2 separate regions of the Mus musculus genome follow, and region 2 is linked to region 1. Evidence: chromatin loops called from intact Hi-C (ENCODE). Cell type or tissue: gastrocnemius. All regions are shown on one strand. Links, peaks and the distances in the headings refer to the core of each region. The heading gives the core; the rest is flanking DNA.

Evidence for each region. A loop is a pair of places that touch in the nucleus more often than their neighbours do. Peaks named below come from ENCODE experiments on the same cell type or tissue, not always from the same donor. Only the 100,000 strongest peaks of a DNase experiment are listed, where the experiment ranks them.
Region 2: it touches region 1 in a loop (6-fold over the local background); 30 of 42 quality-filtered maps call a loop at or near these places.

The regions. Positions count from the first base shown.
Region 1 is chr8:95,254,003-95,256,502 of GRCm38, forward strand. It overlaps Cngb1 (cyclic nucleotide gated channel beta 1), which reads right to left. Exons shown (of 33, transcript NM_001195413.1): 26 at 60-201. Among named protein-coding and RNA genes, the nearest start is that of Cngb1, 51 kb to the right of the region's middle. In gastrocnemius, for the core only: a CTCF peak has its summit at 998 (motif pointing right); a DNase peak (open chromatin) is centred at 991; H3K4me3 peaks cover 403 bases; H3K27ac peaks cover 377 bases.
Region 2 is chr8:95,301,603-95,312,023 of GRCm38, forward strand. Cngb1 (cyclic nucleotide gated channel beta 1) reads right to left here and starts at 4,983. Exons shown (of 33, transcript NM_001195413.1): 1 at 4,930-4,983; 2 at 1,967-2,235. The coding sequence starts at 2,227. Tepp (testis, prostate and placenta expressed) reads left to right here and starts at 9,996. Exons shown (of 8, transcript NM_199455.2): 1 at 9,996-10,088. It also overlaps the pseudogene Gm5359. In gastrocnemius, for the core only: a CTCF peak has its summit at 1,012 (motif pointing left); no DNase peak of the experiment used is centred there.

The DNA.
Region 1 (2,500 bases), core at 1-2,500:
TCCAGCGGGGGTGGGAGAACTACAGGTGATGGATGTGTGATGTGGCTGCAGTCACCTACCTGTCCAATCATCACAGAGAAAGCAAAGACCCCGGTAAAATAGTTCAGCAGCTGGAAGACAATCTCAAAGAGCGTCTGGGGGTCGGGCAGTCCTCCGATGGTGATGAGGGTTTTCACAGCCCAGTAGTAGCATCGAATATAACTAGTAAGAGGTGGAAAAAGGACCTTGGTCACTACAGGAACGGCCGGGCTGATCTTGTGATCCTGGTTCAGACACCCATAGGGATCCCATACAGATGCAAGAAGATGCCCCCTCCTCTCAAGTGTTACGTGGGGTGGCTGAGGCTCTGCCCCAGCCTTGTGAGAACATGCCATCCTGGGACATAGATATGGAACTGAGGTCCCAGGAGGCACCTAGCCACAGCTCCAGGCTGAGTCCTTCTGGATATCAGCAAAGGGAGGCCAGCAGGGTCAAACAACCTGACTGACTTCCCTGGGCCTTCCCACCTATGCAGGGCACCACCAAAAGCACAGGCCCAGCCGGGCGTGGTGGCACACGCCTTTAATCCCAGCACTCGGGAGGCAGAGGCAGGAGGATTTCTGAGTTTGAGGCCAGCTTGGCCTACGAAATGAGTTCCAGGATAGCCAGAGCTACAGAGAGACAGAGAGAAACCCTGTCTCGAAAAACCAAAAAAAAAAAAAAAAAAAAAAAAAAAAAAAGCACAGGCCCTAGCATGGACCATCTCCAGTCGTCTTCCTCCTCTCTAAAATGGACACAGCAGGGGAACATTCTTCCCAGGCAACTGTGAGGATGAGTGAGCTGGAAGAGTGACCAGATCCTTATATCAGTCATCAAGACTCACACAGGGACTGCACCTGCCAGCTCATGCTAATGCCCATGCAGGCCTCAGACAAGCTGGGGTATCTTAGACAAGGCTGCTTGCCACAACAGACCAGTCTGCCCTGACATTTCCTACTATACCAGTACTGGTCACCAGGGGGCGCCTGGATCACCATAGGTAGATCTAAGCAGCCCCTCCTGCCTCCGGTTCAGCCATCTAACCAATCAAACTGTGGAGGGAGCTGAGTGTTCGCGCAGCTGGGCAGTGAACCACACAGAGGGAGGAAGAGGGGTGTCCTCAAAGTCCTAGCTTTCCCCTAAATGTTTCTAGTTGGCGTAATCTGACAAGGCACTTATTGGGTCCTCCTGGAGTGGGGCGCCGCCCCAACCCCGCTCAGTGCTACAGGCTGAGACAGAACACAATGGACTGCGTTAGGCAGGAACCGGTTTTCCAAGGCTTCTTGCTCCAGCACACAGCAGATCCTCCCCCGAGGGTGGCGGCTAATTTTTAGTTTATTTATAGTTATTTGCATTTTTTGGTTATTTGTAATTTATAGTATAATTAATTTATAAACTATAAAATACTACAATATTTTATAGTTGTGATTTTTTATATTTTACAGTTTTATTTTATATAGTTATAACATTTTATGGTTATAATTTGCAGTTATTTATACTTTTGAACTTCTTGAAAAAATTTTTGTTCTTTTTCTTTTTTTTTTTTTCTGGCTTCGAACTCAGAAACCCGCCTGCTTCTGCCTCCCAAGTGTTGGGATCAAAGGCGTGTGCCACCACTGCCCAGTGAGAAGGGGGTTCTTAGATTACAGGCATAGACTCCTTTGAGACTTGAAAGAAAGCCAGAAAACAACCTAGAGCAGCTTGCATAGTCTCAGAATTTAGCTTATGTTTCTAGGCTGGGCTGTTACTGTTTCCAGAGGCCAGGTTCTGAACTTCTTCCCGGCGTGGCGGCTTTCACGGCTGGGGCAGGCACTGGCCAGGCATGCGCACCAGCCAGACGCTCACTCATTGGTTTGTTACCGTTCATCCTCACAAGAGTCCTTAGTAGCTGCTTCCTAGCACTCAGGAAGCTAGTCAGGATAGAAAGCCCAACGGCGACTTGAGCTACAGAGTGAATTCAGGGCCAGCCTGGGCAACTTAGAGAGACTGTCTTTAAAATGCTTAATTAACCACACAGAAGGCCCTGGGTTTTGTCCCCAGAGCTTATGTATAGATCATAAAGAAGCAATGAAACCAGAGGCCTGAGATTCATGTATAATGATGTGCCCTCTGTGTGTGTATATCTCTGTGTGTATGTGAGTGTGTGTTTGTGTGTGTGTGTGTGTGTGTGTGTCTGTGTGTGAGTGTGTGTGTAATACACACACGATTTGAAAGGTGTAAGAGGAAGTTCTCCACTGTCTAGTGAACTCATACTTAACACAGCCATTACACATAGCAGTGATAACTCTGTCACTGGGATTAACCAAATATATTACTGTGATGGTTTGTATATGCTCGGCCCAGGGAGTGGCACTATGCAAGTGGGTGGCCCTATTGGAGTAGGTGTGTCACTGTGGGTGTGGGTTTTAAGACCCTCACCCTAGCTGCCTCGGAGTCAGTATTCTGCTAGCAGCCTTCAGTTGAAGGTGTAGAACTCTCAGCT
Region 2 (10,421 bases), core at 1-2,500, 48 kb after region 1:
ATGAGATGTCAGACTGGCAAGTTTTGCTAAGCTTGAAGGAACATTCTAGGAAAATGTTGTTCAAAATGTGGCACATGGACCAGTGCCCCCTGCAAACTGCTAACTGGTCCCTGGTGATTGGACAGTTGGACCAAACCCTCAGGGTTGGTAAGATGGCTCTGTGGGTAACGGTGCTTGCTGTCTGGCAGGAGGACATGTGCCACATGAGTTATTCTCTGAACTCTGTGCACGCATATACACTGAGTGTGATAAATGTTTATAAGTTTTATCTCGTGTCCCAAAGTATAGTGTATTCAGTGGAACACTAATCTTTTTTCATTATTTAAATTAATTGTTTGTTTGTTTATTGGTTTCTTGAGACAGGGTTTCTCTGTGTAGCCCTGGCTGTCTTGGAACTCATTCTGTAGACCAGGCTGGCCTTAAACTCAGAGATCTGCTTGCCTCTGCCTCCCGAGTGTGTCCCCACTGCCTGGCTTTTATTTTTCTTAAGATGACATAATTACATCATTTCTTCCTTCCCCTTTCTTCTTCCAAACCCTTCCATAAACCCCTCCTTGCTCTTTTTAAAATCCATGGCCTCTTTATTCACTAATAGTTGTTACATACATACATACATACATACATATATATATATATTCCTAAATACATAAGTACAAGCTGCTCAGTCTGTTACATGTATGTATGTTTCCAAAGTAGACCATTTTGTATTGGGCAACCAACTGGTGTGCTCTTCCCTGGGAAAGATGATTTCTCCCGCTCTCAGAATCCCTTAGTTGTCTGTAATTCTTTGTGTAGGATTGAAGCCTTCTGGGCTTCCCCTCTCAACCTCTGCTCTCTTTAGCGTGTCTATTGTTGTTATCCTGGGAACACTATGTTCAAAGACACTTGGAAACTAAAATACTGTTTATGGGGCTGGAGAGACAGATCAGTTGAGTATGAACTCGGCTTATGGAGAACTCATGTTCTGAGCACCCATCAAAGAGTTCACAACTCTGCTCCAGGAATCTGATGCTCTCTTCTGGCCATTGTAGGCACTGCACCCATGTGAACACCACCGCCCCGCCCCCACCCCAATGACATTTTAAATAAATCTTTTAAAAATACTGTTTTTTAAAACCTGTAATTAATTCTCTATTTCCTGTATTGAGAAAGTCTTCCTATGAAACAAATACCACCTGAGGGAAGCGATGTACTTCTATTCTGGAGCTATTTCTGAATCTCCTGGTATGTAGACTGGGTCCTGGACCAGAGGCTGGAAAATATGGTCACAGGCTACTTATAGCCTATTGCCTGGTTTTGCAAATAGTGTGTATGTACACAATGCAAGTTTGTAGTTGATGTGTGAGTGTACTTGGAGAGGTTGGTCACATGGTACCATACATGAATTTAGAGGACAACCTGGGGTGTCAGTCCTTGTCTCCCACCTTGTTTTGAGACAGGGTCTCTTTGTGCTTTTTAAATGGGTTAGCCAGAATAGCTGGCCCATGACCTTCCAGGGATTCTCCTCTTTGCTTCCAACTCGCCATCGAAGCGCTGGGATTAAAGATGCTTAGGTGACTGCATCCAGATTTTACATAGATTCTGGAGATTTGAACTCAGGTCTTTCTTCATGCTTGCATGGTAAGTGCTTTTAGCCTCTGCGCCACTGCTTCAGCCCCATAAATGAATGTTGTCAGCACACAGGCATGCTCGTTCATTGCACATTCTGCACAGCTGTGCTCATGTTATCTCGAGCTTGGCTGAGCAGCTAAGAGAGATGGTGACAAAGTCTGCCTCACCTTTCACAGAAACAGCCTTGAGCAAGCCTGTTCACTCTCTGGGCCTGAGTGGCCTCATTCAGATGTGCACTAAGTCAGTGACCACATTTCCCACTGGCCCCCCCTTTCATCCATGGGGGTCAGGTGGCCCAAGCCGGTGAGTCCCTGAGCAGCAAGACCAGCCTGCCCTCCTCACCCTCTCCCCTCACCAGGGCCTGGACCTCAGGTGGAGCCTCTTCAGGTACTGGTTCAGGTTCAGGTTCTGGCTCTGGCTCTGGCTCTGGCTCTGGCTCTGGCTCTGGCTCTGGCTCTGGCTCTGGCTCTGGCTCTGGTTCCTGCTGAGGTTCTGGCTCCGGTTGTGGGTTGGCCTCTGGTTTCGACTCTGTTTCTGGCTGTGGTCCTGCTGTCTCCACGGTCTTCTGAGGGGTCCCCGGAGGCTGAGGCAGCACCCTTTGGACCCAGCCCAACATCCTGACACCTGTAAGCAACATAGTCTTTAACTGAATGAGCGCAGGCATCCTCCTCACTCATGGCTACTTTGTGGGTTGCACTAGCCCTTTACTGCACCCTGTCTTTTAAAATAATCCTGCAGTAGGGCTGGAGAGATGGCGCCAAGGTTAAGAGCACTTGCTGCTCTTCTAGATTTGATTTTCCATACATGTTTTACAGCACCCATGTCAAGCAGCTCATAAGCTCCTATAACTCCAGTTACAGGAGATCTAATACTTTCTTCTGGCCCGTGAGCCCCTAAACATACATGGACTACACACACATACACATTAAAAATAAATAGTTTTAAAAGTTTCTTCTACACACACACAGATACGCATTCTTGCCCCTGTGGTCTGAATTCCAGTATATGACACGTTCTGTATCATGTGTGACCTTTGAGCATGGCTCCTTTCACTGAGTATATGCATCTGGAATTCCTTTCTAAGGGTTCCTGTCACTAATTCATTTATTTCTATTAAGGAGTAGTAAGTATTCTATGGCATGGATTTTTGCATACCTTGCTTATCTGTTTCCAAGCTGAAGGAACTGTTTGCGGTGGGGGGGGGGGGGGGGTTCATATAAAGCATATATAAAAAATATTTCTTCAAATGTTATCGAAGGCTAGCTATTGAAAAGGATCTCAGTGTTCATCAGGGGTGAGGCCTGCATTAAATAGACTGTAATGCAGCCCATAACACAATATGCAGAAATGCTGGAAAGAAGACGCACATTCGTTGGAACAGGAGACACACACGTTCTAGCACTCTCGTGAGTCAGACTCCCTGTGTCTCTGTTTGCCTGCCTGCAGAGTGGGAGCACTGAAGCCTGTCATGGTGGCACCCACTTAAACTCCAGCACTTGAGTGGCAGAGGCAGAAGAATCCAGGCCAGCCAGCCTGAACTAACAAAAGCAAGAGACATCGAGAGTGCCTACCTTGTACGCAGAGTGTAAGAGAGTCAGGCATAACAGCCATTAAGAAAGCCCGGCATGGTGGCACATGCTTTTGATCCCAGCATTTGGGAGGCAGAGACAGGCAGATCTCTGCAAGTCCTGGGCCGGCTATACAGCTATATGGTGAAATGCTATCTCAAAACAAACAAAGCCAATCAAACAGAAACTGGTATAGGCAGCATTCTTAGACCAGTGACTGAGCCCTCACCACATCTGGAGTCATCTGTTCAGATATCATCTGCTGTCCAGTGACTGGCCCATGTTTCATAAAGGCTGGCCATGACTACAAGGACAGGTACTGAGTGTGAATACCAATTATGGAATATCATGTACTGCAGAAGCCCACAACAGAGAAGAAACACCAGTGACTTGTGGACAGAAAAATCTAAGATAACATTAGCCATGTGCTTTCATGCCAGTTGTTGGGAGGCAGAGGCAGGTAGATTTCTGTAACGCCATCATGCTTTACATAGCAAGGTCCAGACCAGCCAGAGCTACACAGTGAGACTTCTCTCAAAAATAAATTAAAAAATAAATAACCATACATCATTTTTTTTAGCTTTTAGAATAAAATACCAGTTGGACTTCCGTCATGGTTGGTGATGGCCAGTTTCTACCTTAAGCATGATATTAAGCACGTGGGGGAGCCAAGCTCCAAGAGACTGAATTCTTGCAGGATGGCCTGGCTCGGTGGTACGATCAAAGCTGACATGTACACAAGCCCAGGAAAGGCCACCCAGGACACAGACCTACCAAGGTTGTGCCTCTCTGTCTGTCTCTTCAAGGACCCTTAGAAAAATAGTAGCCCCATAGCCAGCTTCCCAGAGTTCATTGCCAGGCTGCTTGACCAACCCCTAACCTTGACCTCTGACCCAGCACTGGCTCAGCTTCTCCCAGAACAACCTCTACGAAAACAAAGCTTAAGCTTTGGAGGAACATCAGCCTACAGAAAATTAACTGGGGCCAGGGACAATCAATGGGTTCTTCTAGTCCTCTGCTGGCTTGGGGTGAGAACACAGCGACTTCCTCCCAAGGTCACACGTTGGGAATGGCAGAGCACACAGATCCCCGCCAGCTCCCAGCAGTCCTGAGAACCAGACCTGAAGAAAGCCCTCCTCCACACCTGGCTTCCACATCCCCTTGATAACACTCATTCTCCTGACAATCTTGCCTGCCCCCTACTCCCTGTAAGTGGGATATCCATTCTCAGGTCAATAGACTTGCCTAAGGGGACTCTGGCCAAGATAAGTATACTCTGAGATCTGCCCTTGGGTCCTGACTGCCTTCTCTTGACTTCTGCTGTAGTGGGCAGTGAACCTAGCTTGAATTTTTGAACTGTCTGGAGGTTATCTAGGCAAGCAGCCTCTTAGCCCAGTTTTTCCTTGACCGGAATCTGGAGGCCTGTCTTGCTGCCCTCCCACTTTGAAGGAAGAGAACCTGGAGGTAGCCACCCAGGAATCTGAAGTGTTAGACCACCAGGATTCTGAGAATCTTCTGGGAGAGCTGGAAAAAACAGATTCCTAGCCTCCCCCAAACCCTCTGGGGGTATCAAATCCACATTTCTCAGGTTGCGCTGGAGATAGCAAAGTCTAAGCCACAGGATAGAGTGTGGGGACCACGCATCATAGCTCTCCTGCCTGCTCTATTTATCACCTAAAAGCCCCGCTAAAAGCTGAGCGTGGTGATCCCCCAAGGAGTCCCACTGAGCCCCCATTTCATGTTGAGTTACCTGTTCAGATGTCAGCGGCTAGCCAGGAATTGCCTTCTCAGTGCCCCAGCAGCTGGCCTCTCAGACCCAGCCAGGATTAATTGGCACTAGATGGGCCGGGTGCAAAGGATTAGCATGTGCAGAATCGGGGGCAGGGTAGAAAGATGACTGGCACCCAGGGAAGCAAGCAGCAACCCCCACGGGTCCAGCAGTGTCCTAGACATAGGGCCCTTTGAGTTACTAGGGAACCTGCTCCAAGCCAGGATCTGTCTTCCCACAGAATGTGACAAAGCCAGAGAAAGGCTGCAGGACAACCAATAGCCAGGGTACCTGTGTGCTTCTGGGAGCCTCCTCAAGGTGACAGGAACCCATCAGCTCAGTCTGGGGGACAAGAGTGTGTCCTTCTCTCCTGCTCTGGTGCTGGGACTCAGTAGGATATCTGTGGCGGAGTCTTTAACAGCTTAAAGCATTATCACAAAAACCATTGGCCCGGGACAAGACCTTTAGCCAAAATCTGTATTAATCTACATTTCCAGAGAAGCAGAACCATGTGACCTGGGACAACTATGTCTTATGCCAAGCAAGGTGTTTTGTTTTGTTTTGTTTTGTTTTTGGATGCAAAGTATTTTATTTTTAAACTTGTAAAGTTGGAACACAAGATCGCCTGGTTTAGATGAGTTTCCGAGCTGAATGCACTTGCCTGGAGCTCAGTTTCTGGCTGATGAACAGTTCCTAATACCCTATGTGGGTGCCTACGTTCTGATCTGTGGGTGGTGAGCCGACCAGCGTCCGTCCGGCTGATAACGCCACTTTATGCCTTGGTAAGGGCTTAACAACCTTTAGGCATTGTTGTAGCCTTACACAGCCAGTGCTGCCCCGAATGTCTCCTGAGAAGCATAAAGCATGTACAAAAGGGTGTCCACTCCATCTCCCTCACTCTCAGAGACAGGTGTGGACACACTCACCATGCTGTGCCCATTCACCAGGAAGAAGAAGGCTTGGTTAGCATTGAGCTGCAAGCGCCGTCTAATTATCATGATGAGTTTGCTCATATTCACATGATCTGGAACTTGGTCTTGTCCAGGACGGGCAGCTGTTTCTCCCCCTTGTGTCGCTCTATAGTCACTGGGATCTTGGTGGGGTGCTGCTCCCGGATGAGCCGGACATCTTCCACTCTTTGTTCAAAGCTCTGGCGCTGCTTGAAGGTCTTCTCAGACGGCATATGGGGTGGGGTGGGGGTGGGGGTCCCAGATCAGACGATCTGGCTCCCATGACGATCACTTCCCTTGTGTCACCAATCAAGCTTATTAAGAAACAGTATCTTGGGCTGGAGAGGAGGCTCAGATGCTCTTCCCGAGATCCTACTGAGTCCCAGCATCAGGGCTGGGGATCAAGGACACACTTTTGTTCCTAACAACTACATCGTGGCTGAAGTGAAACTGGTTGAATGAAACTTACTTGTTTAGGGTTTCCACTGAAGCTCACTGTCCTATTACATCTGGGTTACTGTAATACAACACCTTAAATCAAGTGATTTACAAGTGACAGAAATGTACTGTTCGCTGCTGTCATAGAAGATCCAAGCAATAGAAGAGGTGGTCTCTGGGAAGTTCTTGTTCCTGGTAGGTGGTGATGTCTATGTGATATAGTCACTCCACGATTTGTTTCTGAGTCCTGGCCATGGGCACCAAGCTTGTCTCCACCTTTTGACTATAAACCACATGGCTCTGAAAATCTGCACGCAAGCCTTCAATGGCCCATGTTGACTTCTCTGCTTCCAAGGTAGGCTCTTCATATGAAGCAATTGTATTGTAAATTGCTTTGTCTTGTCTGGGTTTTTCAGAGACAGGATGTTGCTAAAATTCCCTTCCTGGAGGAAACAAAAACAATTTGTACTCCTCTTCTTCCAAGGTGCCAGTGACAATCCCAGGTACAATTCCACAAGCTCACCCTGGGGGACCAGTGAGTTCGTCAGACTTACAAAACACGGGTGAGGGGTTAATTCTGGAGTGGAGCTCCTCCCCTAAGAGTCTACACCAGAAAGTCTTTACCCAGCAAGGATGAAGACCTTTTATAGTTCGATAGAAGGAGCTACATTGCTGCCTGCCCACCATGGTATCTTCCCTTCCCTTAGCCCCTCCAAGGCTACATGCTTGCATATGACAGGTGGTAGGGAGCGGCTGCATACACATAGATGAGTATCTTATGATTCTCCTTACCCCTCAGGGGATGTAAAATGTCACCATCCCAGCTAGGATGATCTCTTGCAAGTTTGCACAGCAGAATTTCTCCGGATGGCAGCTGCTGGGCTAGGATATAGTCCTGTATGACACAGGATCAAACACCATGTAGCCATAGCTAGATTTGAACTTGGCCTCTGGAGTGCTGGGATTAGAGCTGCATGCCTAGTTCATATTCCACCTTTTAAGATCCAACTAGACTCTTAAAAAAAAAAAGATTTATTTACATATACAGTGTTTTGTCTGCATGTATGCCTGCACACCAGAAGAGGGCACCAGATCTCATTACAGATGGTTGTGAGCTGCCACGTGGTTGCTGGGAACAAGAATGTGCCCTTGTTCTCCAGCCCCTGTGCTGGGACTCAGCAGGACCTCTGGAAGAGCAGGCAATGCTCTTAACTTCTGAGATATCACTCCAGAATACTATTTCTTCATAAACTTGCTTGGCATAAGACATACTTGTCACATGCCGTGTTGATGTTGTAGCCTGTGTTGCCGCTGGAGGCCACGTCGATAGTCGTGGTCTGTGCCGCTCATGCTGTAGATCATGCTGGTGTCGATGGTCTAGACTACTGCAGCAGGACATGTCAATGTTTGTGGTCCGTGCGGCTGTTGGAGGCCGTGTTGATGTCCCTGGTCCATGCTTGCCTCCGGAAGCCATGCGGATGTCCATACTTCGTGCTGCAGCTGGAGCATGACCATGTTGGTATTTGTGGTCTGTACTTCCACCTCAGGGTATTCTGATGTCTGTAGTCCTCGCTGCCGCCAAAGGTCATGTTGATGTTCATCGTCTGTGCTGCCGCTGGCTGCTGTGGGCGATGAAGCTTCCCTTGCAGGGATATCGATGACTGCAGACTCAACTCACAATGATTAGCAAGTTTGGGCTGGTTCCCTGCACACCCTCTGCCTGCTGTTGACAGGACCGGCTCAGGGCAGCAGGAACAAGGATCAGACAAGAGCAGTGTGGATTTATCTGGCACCTGTGTTAAGGACTTCAAGAGGCAGCTTCTGTAAGGATCCCAGAAGTGTCCCATGGCAGTGCATTCGTGGTGGCAGAGGCTGCTCTGCCACAGCACAGCTCCATGTAGGAAGCATGAGAAGTGCCAGGTGCTACCACTGTGCCTCTTCCCACTAAATTCTTTAGCAAAGCTGTGTCTGTGACTGAATAGCAATTATGGGAGTGGGGTTGGGGTAGGTAGGTATAAGTCAAATTTTAAATTACTAAACTGTATATTCATATACTTTCTTATTTTTTTAAATTTGATTTTAAAATTTTTTTATTTATTTTGCAACAAGGTCACTCTATGTAGGCCTGGCTGGCCTGAAACTCACTGTGTAGACCCGGCTGGCCTTGGACTCACGGTGATTAAAGGTGTACACCACTATGCTCAGCTGTTTTCTAACTTTAAAAAAGAGTTGGACCTTGCCAGGCAGTAATGGCACAGGCCTTTAAATCAACACACAGGAGGCAGAGGCGGACAGACCTCTGAGTTCAAGGCCAGCCTGGTCTACAAAGTGAGTTCCAGGACAGTCAGGGCTACACAGAGAAACCCTGTCTTGAAAAACAAACAAAACAAAACAAAACAACAAAACAAAACAAAAGAGGTGGACCTTCGTTTAGGGGTAGGCTCAGCACCGGGCAAGTTTCTTTAAGAGAAGAACTTGGAGTGTTTTCTTAAGTTCCTTGGTCCCTAATCAAGGAGCAGCAAATCTTACAGGACTCCAATAGGACATTCTGAATGACAGGTTTAGCATTTATGCAAATTTATGCAAATCATATGTCAATATATGCAAAAGAATAGACAGCCCCAGGATTCCAAAGCTTGGGATGTCTCACTCAATTTCTGGGGGCTTTGGGATTCTGAGCGAAGCTTCCTGACAGGGAGGGAGGCTGCGGTTCCGCCAGGTAGTAAGGTAGGGCAGAATGGGGGAGGGGTGGAGTATCACTTGCTAATCCCTAGCCTGCTGAGGCCACCACTCTGCCTGATCCCTGCCCTGACCCCAGAGCCTGGCTAATCTCCACCCCTAAAGACCAAAGACAGCGTGGTATCATCTTCCCTGAGACTCATGGGGACAAGGTCCCCTCCAGGCTCCCAGGCAGCCCTGCTGCAGAGCCTGGGGTCTTTGCCTAACACAAACAGTCCTCTTAGGTCCAGAGAGAGGCAGCAGTAGCTAGTACAGGGTCACTGTTCTGGTTCTGGTTTAGGGTCTCTATTGCTATGATGAAACATCATGACCAAAGTAAGTTGGGAAGGGAAGGGTTTATTTGGCTTACACTTCCGTATCACTGAAGGAAGCCAGGACAGGAACTCAAGCAGGGCAGGATCCTGGAGGCAGGGTGCAGAGGCCATGGAGAAGAACTGCTTACTGGCTTGCTTCCTGTGGCTTGCTCCAGCCTGTTTTCTTATAGAACCCAGGACCACCAGCTCAGGGATGGTATCGTCCACAATGGGCTGGGCCCTCCCCATCAATCACTAATTAAGAAAGCCCCCTGCAGGCTTGCCTATGACTAATTTTATGGAGGCATTTCTCTGGTGGGGTTCCCTCCTCTAAGATAGCTATAACTTGTGTCACGTTGATCTAGCCAACACAGTGAAACAGGCTGGGGTGAACCCAGCAGTTATCCCTACCCTAATGTGGCCGGGTCACCTCTATAGAGCCCCAGTTCTGACATTTTCCAAGATGCTTGTCTTATGTGGCTGCCATAGAGACCCAGGGAATAGATGTCCAGTGCCTAGGGATCCTGGCAGCCTGTGTTGCCCAGGGTTACCAGGAGCTTCGTCCTCACAATCAGGTTGCACTGGGCATTGTCTCTGTGATGCTCCTTAGCCTGCAGTTGCCTGGAAGGCACGCCCACATCCTTTCTTTTGCCCACTGAGCAGCAGGAGGATAGACGGTTCTTACCTGCCTGTGCACTTGGGCCTGTGCCCTGCAGATGAGGTAGTGGCTATGGGTAAATGGTAGCAGGGTGTTCTCTCTTCCTTTTTCTCTGTGTTCTACCACTCCATCCTTCCTCATGGAGGGTCAACTCTGAGACAGCTTTTCCACTTTTTCTATCATGCCCCGTCCTGATCCTTCATTATAGTGAGAATTTTGGAATCGTGGTTTCTTTTTTTTTTTAATGCAGAAATATTTTAAGAATGTGCTTTTAATACCCAGGTGTAGGAATATGGGGCTGCCTTGGACTGTCTGAAGCAGCTGACTCTGATTTGCCTCGTGCTCTAGCAGGGGCATAGTTTTGCCAGCTGCAGATAGTTTCTGTGACTTTTGGAA